2 separate regions of the Homo sapiens genome follow, and region 1 is linked to region 2. Evidence: chromatin loops called from intact Hi-C (ENCODE). Cell type or tissue: dorsolateral prefrontal cortex. All regions are shown on one strand. Links, peaks and the distances in the headings refer to the core of each region. The heading gives the core; the rest is flanking DNA.

Region 1 (2,921 bases), core at 90-2,589, 860 kb after region 2:
TGAAGATGGTCTCTGTAATTCGGTGTCCTTTAACACAGCCCCCTGTGGACTCATACCTGAGTCCTGGCTGGAGGACTGCAGCAAAAGACAGGTGAAATAGAAATGAGCTGTCTTATCAGAACCTCCATACAACGATGAGAGCATAAGGCAGCAACTCTGAAGGATTTCTGCTGAAAGAGGATGCCAACAACAAGGAAAGAGACAGCCTGCTTAGAGAAGATATTTCCATTGTATAAAACGAGGGATTCACGTCTAGAATAAACAGAGCATCTAAAATTAATAAATCTTTTACAAAAAGTTAGTAGATGGTTTGCAAAAGGGGAAGTGCCAACACCCAACATGCAGAGATGCTAAAAGTCACTAGCAATGAACAGAAAAATATCAGAACGAAAAATTAACATCAGAACAGCACACAGGGGAAGGCAGGCCCCTCCCTGCCGCAGGAGAGGATGTGGGGGAACTGGACACTTGTGTGCTGTTGTTGGGCTATGAGTGCACCCTGGGAAGCAATCTGCAGGACTCTGGGAAGCTAAGTTTGCACACACCCATCACTCAGACCCACTCCCAGGGGCCATGTGGAGATTCTGAGACATGAGTCCAAGGGTCCATGCACAAGGATGCCCATTGAGGATGTAGAGGAAGAGGCCACCTAAGTGGTCGTCACTAGAGAAGTGGCTGCATAGGATGTGGTAGCACCCTCTGGAATACATATGGGTAGGAAGAGGCAGCGGGCTGGATGAATGGATCGTGCCAGGGATAGAGCCCAGACAGACGGTGCTTAAGGGAAGAGTGTGGGTGCCCAGGATATCATTCCAGTAGGCATCCACAGTCCATGGGGGGCTGTGTTAAGCACACACGGGCACAAGTGCACACACACAAGTCTACACATTCTACACAGATCCCATCTTCATGCAAGTCCCCAGAGACACAGTCTGAGATGGGATTTGGGTGTGTGTGATGCGCTAAGGGAAGCTTCCAGGAGAACGGAGGTAAGGGAGGGACCCAGAATAGTGCGAGGCTGCAGCTCAGCGAGAACAAGGGTTTGGAGAAAGTCTAGAAAGATCCCCTGGAGCTCTGACGCATCCCAGCTTGGACTTCGCCTTGAGGTAAGGGGACTGGCCTTTTGTCCCCTCTATCAGACAAGCACTGGCTTGGGGACTCCCCCGCACCCAGCGGTGTGCAAAGTCTCAGCCTGGCAGCTCCCTTCAGCAAGAGCGGCCGTCACCATCCCCAGCCCCCGCAGCTGTGAGCTGTCTGCAGCCAACGCTCAGGGCTGCAGAGTGTCAGGTTCACCACCTGGCAAGGGGGTCCAGGTGGGGCTCCATTCCCATCTCCCGCAGGTACAAACACTTGTTGAATATGTTCGAGTAGGTACCAATGGAGGATGGGGACATGGAGAGGGGGCTGCAAGGAAGGACAAAACTACAGAAAAGGTAGCGGTAGCAGCATCTCAGAGGGCTAATGGGGATGTGCCAGGGACAGGAATGCGATTAAGTCGACCCTGAACCTAAGCCCCTCCTTTGTAACTTGTACAAAAGAGGAAGGCACACACAGGGACGGACCCCGGAGCTTGCAGCGTGTCCGGGAATCTGATAGAAACGAGGATGGACCCCCGCCCCCTGCTGGCAGGCAGCGCAGCGCACTTTGCAGGCGGCGAAGAGGCAGTGGCTCTGGCACTGGTTTGTTTGTGAACAAAGAATCCAAAGAATTCAAATCCCCTTTCTGCAAAGTAGAGTAACTATAGCCACAAAACAACTGATCACAGAGGTGAATAGAACCACAAAGCAGGGAGAATTCTAAGCTTCCCTCTGTGTCATCGGCAGGGCAAAGGCAGAGGGAGATGAAACACAGGCACAGCGGCTGCGCTGCAGGAGAGGAAGGCTGGAAACAGCAAACCCCAAATTTTCGGGAACCACAAATGAGTCTAGGGCTCTCATACAAAAATAGATTGCTGCACAACAGAGGGAAGAATTCAAATAGAGACGACTCACATGTGTGTGTCAGGGTGGGGCTATCTCAGCTTTTGTGTGGGAAGCCACTGCAGCTGGTGGTGGCTCTGCCTTGCCCAAGTAAAGCAGAAAGCACTCAGCAAGCCTGGGGCCACACATGCACGTGCTCTGGTGCATGTATGCAGGCACACATATGTACATGACTGCATATGCACACATACATGCAGTGACAGGTGCAGGCGCACACATACATGCAGTGACAGGTGCAGGCACACACATGTGAGAATTTTCTTCTCTTAGTCAAGCTTTGCCTCTTCTGCCTAATGGAATGGCTTTTGGGACCCCTCCATCTCAAAAAGATCTCGAGATAAACAATTCCTTAGGCTTCTACCCACAACTGTTCACTCCTAAGAGCTTAGACACAGGCCAGGGGACTGGGCCCAGGAATCCACCTTTGAAAACACCACAACAGATTCTTCATCTCCTACCAACTCCCAACCCTGCACACACACTCCTTACATTCTCTGCCCAGCCTCAAAAATCCCACATGCAAACAAATGTCTGTGGACCTCTGGTGTGCTTGTCCTCTCGGTCACCAGGCCTGCCCCGACCCGACAAGATCCCATTAATCCACAGAGCTTAGGCCAGTAAGTCTCAAAATGCAGCAGCAGCACCTGGGAGCTGATTAGAAATGCCAGTTCTCGGGACCAGACTCTTCTGGAGTTAGGCCCAGGAAGAGGCGTTTAAATAAGCTCTCCACATGCACATTAAAGATTAAGAATCCCTGCCTTAGGCCACACCTTACCCAGCAAAGGAGAGGGCCACTAAGCACATAGGCCCTACCCTCAGGGAGTTCCAATCTGATGGTGATAGGTCAGCTTCGCTAGAGGCCAAACCTGAGCCAGGCCTCGGAGGCACAGAGAGGATGGAGCACTGTACCCACTGGAAGGGAGGGGGTAGCCAGGACCCTCA
Region 2 (2,921 bases), core at 141-2,640:
CTCTACTTCTAAGTCTTACGATTCTATGTAGCCTGGGGTGAATTTAAAAAAAAACAGCTTATTGAGATTTACTCACATACCATACTGTTCCCTTTTTTATGTGGTTTTGGTATAGTCACAGTCACTCCAGGAAACCACTATTATACTTTCTGCTTCTGCAGATTTTCTTATTCTGATTGTTTTATGTAAATGGAATTATAAATATATGGTCTTTTCTAAAGGGCTTATATTGCTTATCATAATGTTTCAAGTTTCATTCATGTTGTGGCATGCATCGGGATTTCATTACTTTTTACTGCCAAATAATATTCCACTGTATGGATACACCTCATTTCATTTATGCAGTCATTCATTGATGGCCATTTGGGTTGTGTTCACTTGTTGTCTATTGGGAATAGTGTTGCTGTGAATATTTGTGTACAAGTTTGTGTGGACATATGTTTTTATTTCCCTTGGGTAATAAAAACCTAAGAGTGGAAATGCTGGGTCACATGACAACACTAGGTTAACATTCTGAAGAACCGCCAGGCTGTTTCTGTATTTTATGAGGATTACAATATCTTCACATCCTTGCCAACACTTGATGTTTTCTGACTTTTTTGACTATAGGCAGAATAGTGAGCTGAGGTAACACTGAAATGAACTGCTAGACCAGAGCCTAAGAACATCAAAAAAATTCCATGGCAGACCAACAACACATTTTAAAATATGTAAATATTATATTTAAAAATATTAGCAATATATTTAGTCAGTAGACAAAATAAGCTCCCAAACATGAGTCGCGGCAGCATACCCACACCTGTGAAGAATATAGAAACCAAGTTACATATGTTGCAGGTGGGAAAATCAATGATGCTTGGCTTGCAAATTGTGGGTGGTCGGGTGAGACAGGAAGGGGGGCTGTAGGAGCTGTCTTCAAATATGGTTATGCAAAAGAAGAACCAAACTTTTGTTCAATAACTGTTGTACAACTGAGAAGAGCTTAGGATAAAGCGTCAAAATTTAGGAGAGGCAGGTCTCTGTCTTGTGCCAGATATGAATCTCAGTTACAAACTTGAGGAACTTTAAGCCTGAAAGGAATAACTCAAAGACTTAAGTAGCCCCCCATATATTTGGAAGGAACAAATAGGTTTGGGGTTTACATTGCTAGTGACAATGGCAAGTTTCACTGCAGATCTGCCTCTGGGATGTGTTCATAAGGTAGACTTTTTTTTAATGGAAAAAATGGTCTCAAAGATGCCAGCAAATGACAAATTTAGGGAAGTACTCTCAAGTACGGCCAGTTGCTGCTGTCTCTTTGGGAAATTCACTGACAAACAGTAATCAATGACAGACCTTTTGACCAGTGGGTGGCAGCACAGAGATGTACCATCGCTTGTCAGTAAATGTGCTGAGATGCAATTCTTTTTAGCCTGGGGTGTGGCTGGGTAAGCTCTTTGCACTGGCTTCGTCCATTGCCTTGCACAGCATGCTCAAAATATATTATCCTTTTCTAACTACCATATGAAACATAGGATACTAGGGTACGAAAAAAGTTGGAAAGGATCTGTGGTGTGTGTGTGTGTGTGTGTGTGTGTGTGTGTGTGTGTGTGTGTATATGTCAGAGCTACCCACAAATTCAAAGAGAGAAGTAGCGAAGTCCTAGATGTTAGAATTAAGCAAGGAGAATCTGAATGAATATCTGTGAGGGACTTAAATTAGAGTGAAGATTTAACTAAATGAACTAAGGTCTTCTCCAAATCATAGATGTTGTTAAACTCTGACATATAACTTGTTAGCTAGTAAAATCTACTTATTAGTATTTCATCGCTAAGGATAAATATTGCATATTATTTTTTAATCTTGACAACATTTAAATATAGTTTTGTTGTTGTTGTTCCTGCTAAGAATCTTTCCTCTGTGGTCTGAGATATCCATACTTTGTAAATATGTAGTATCTATAACAACAGACAATTTATTATGTAGCGTTAGGAACCATTGTCTCCACCACAAGTCTAGGTAAGGACTTGAGGTGGGACATCTGATTATCTTTGTTAATTAGGGGGAAAGTCACTCAGTACTACTGGGCTGTAATCTATTTTAAGGATAAGGTAATTTTCATGGCTTCTGCCATGACACAGAGTAAGCTACGTGACACTCGCTTCTGAAGGAGAAGTATGCCATCTTGTTTTAAGGACTGATTCATAAGTGGCCATAGAGTGTGGGCTAATATTCTGCATGATGGAAAAAGTGATACATTTGGAATCAGTAGACTTACTTCAGATTCCTCCAGCATTTTCTTACTGAACGGCCTTGGTTATGTAACATTTCTGAAACTGATTTTAATTATCTGATAAAATGAAGACAGTTAGCTCTCAGTGTTGTAATGGAATGTATGCATATAATAACACACATTTTACAAACACATATTAGTTTATTAGGATGCCCATGGAAATCTGTGCTCCTCAGTTGATATCAGCTTGATGAATTACTCTTTGCCATCTCTCTTAGACAATTAAGCAGTAAAGACTATGCAGTCTCAAGCTGGGGATTAAATCAGGAAATCCAATGGTGAATCTGGAGTTTCTTTAGTCACTAAGGAAATATGGAGAGAGGAGAGGATATTTGGTAGAGAAAAAATAATAATAAATGAGCTTTCAGAATTTAACTTATTGACAGATTATTACATGAGATGGTCTATAAATCCGCTGGAGAGAGAGTGCAGGAGGCGTTTCAAAGCTCCTTGATAACACTTCAACATGTTACATTTCAGTGTTCTGGGAGAAGATGTAGATTTTTTCTCTCTTACTTTTCTTATTTTTTTTTTTGTAAAAAAAGAAAATGTGTTAGAACTCTTGATAATCAGGTCATTTTTGTTGCTGTGACTTAAAACCCTCTGGATCACAAGTGTGTTTGCAAGTCCCAGCACCTGCCAATGTCTG

The links. Hi-C counts contacts between places; a loop is a spot of excess contacts. Peaks named below come from ENCODE experiments on the same cell type or tissue, not always from the same donor. Only the 100,000 strongest peaks of a DNase experiment are listed, where the experiment ranks them.
Region 1: a loop joins it to region 2, with 6 times the contacts of the local background. A loop is called at or near these places in 2 of 110 quality-filtered maps.

Annotation. Positions count from the first base shown.
Region 1 is chr5:10,855,915-10,858,835 of GRCh38, reverse strand. No RefSeq gene overlaps it. Among named protein-coding and RNA genes, the nearest start is that of CTD-2154B17.1, 70 kb to the right of the region's middle. In dorsolateral prefrontal cortex, for the core only: CTCF peaks have their summits at 1,437 and 1,640 (motif pointing left); DNase peaks (open chromatin) are centred at 1,204 and 1,605; H3K4me3 peaks cover 1,097 bases; H3K27ac peaks cover 1,124 bases.
Region 2 is chr5:11,718,508-11,721,428 of GRCh38, reverse strand. The region is part of intron 2 of CTNND2 (catenin delta 2); the gene reads left to right. Among named protein-coding and RNA genes, the nearest start is that of CTNND2, 180 kb to the left of the region's middle. In dorsolateral prefrontal cortex, for the core only: a CTCF peak has its summit at 1,336 (motif pointing right); a DNase peak (open chromatin) is centred at 1,358.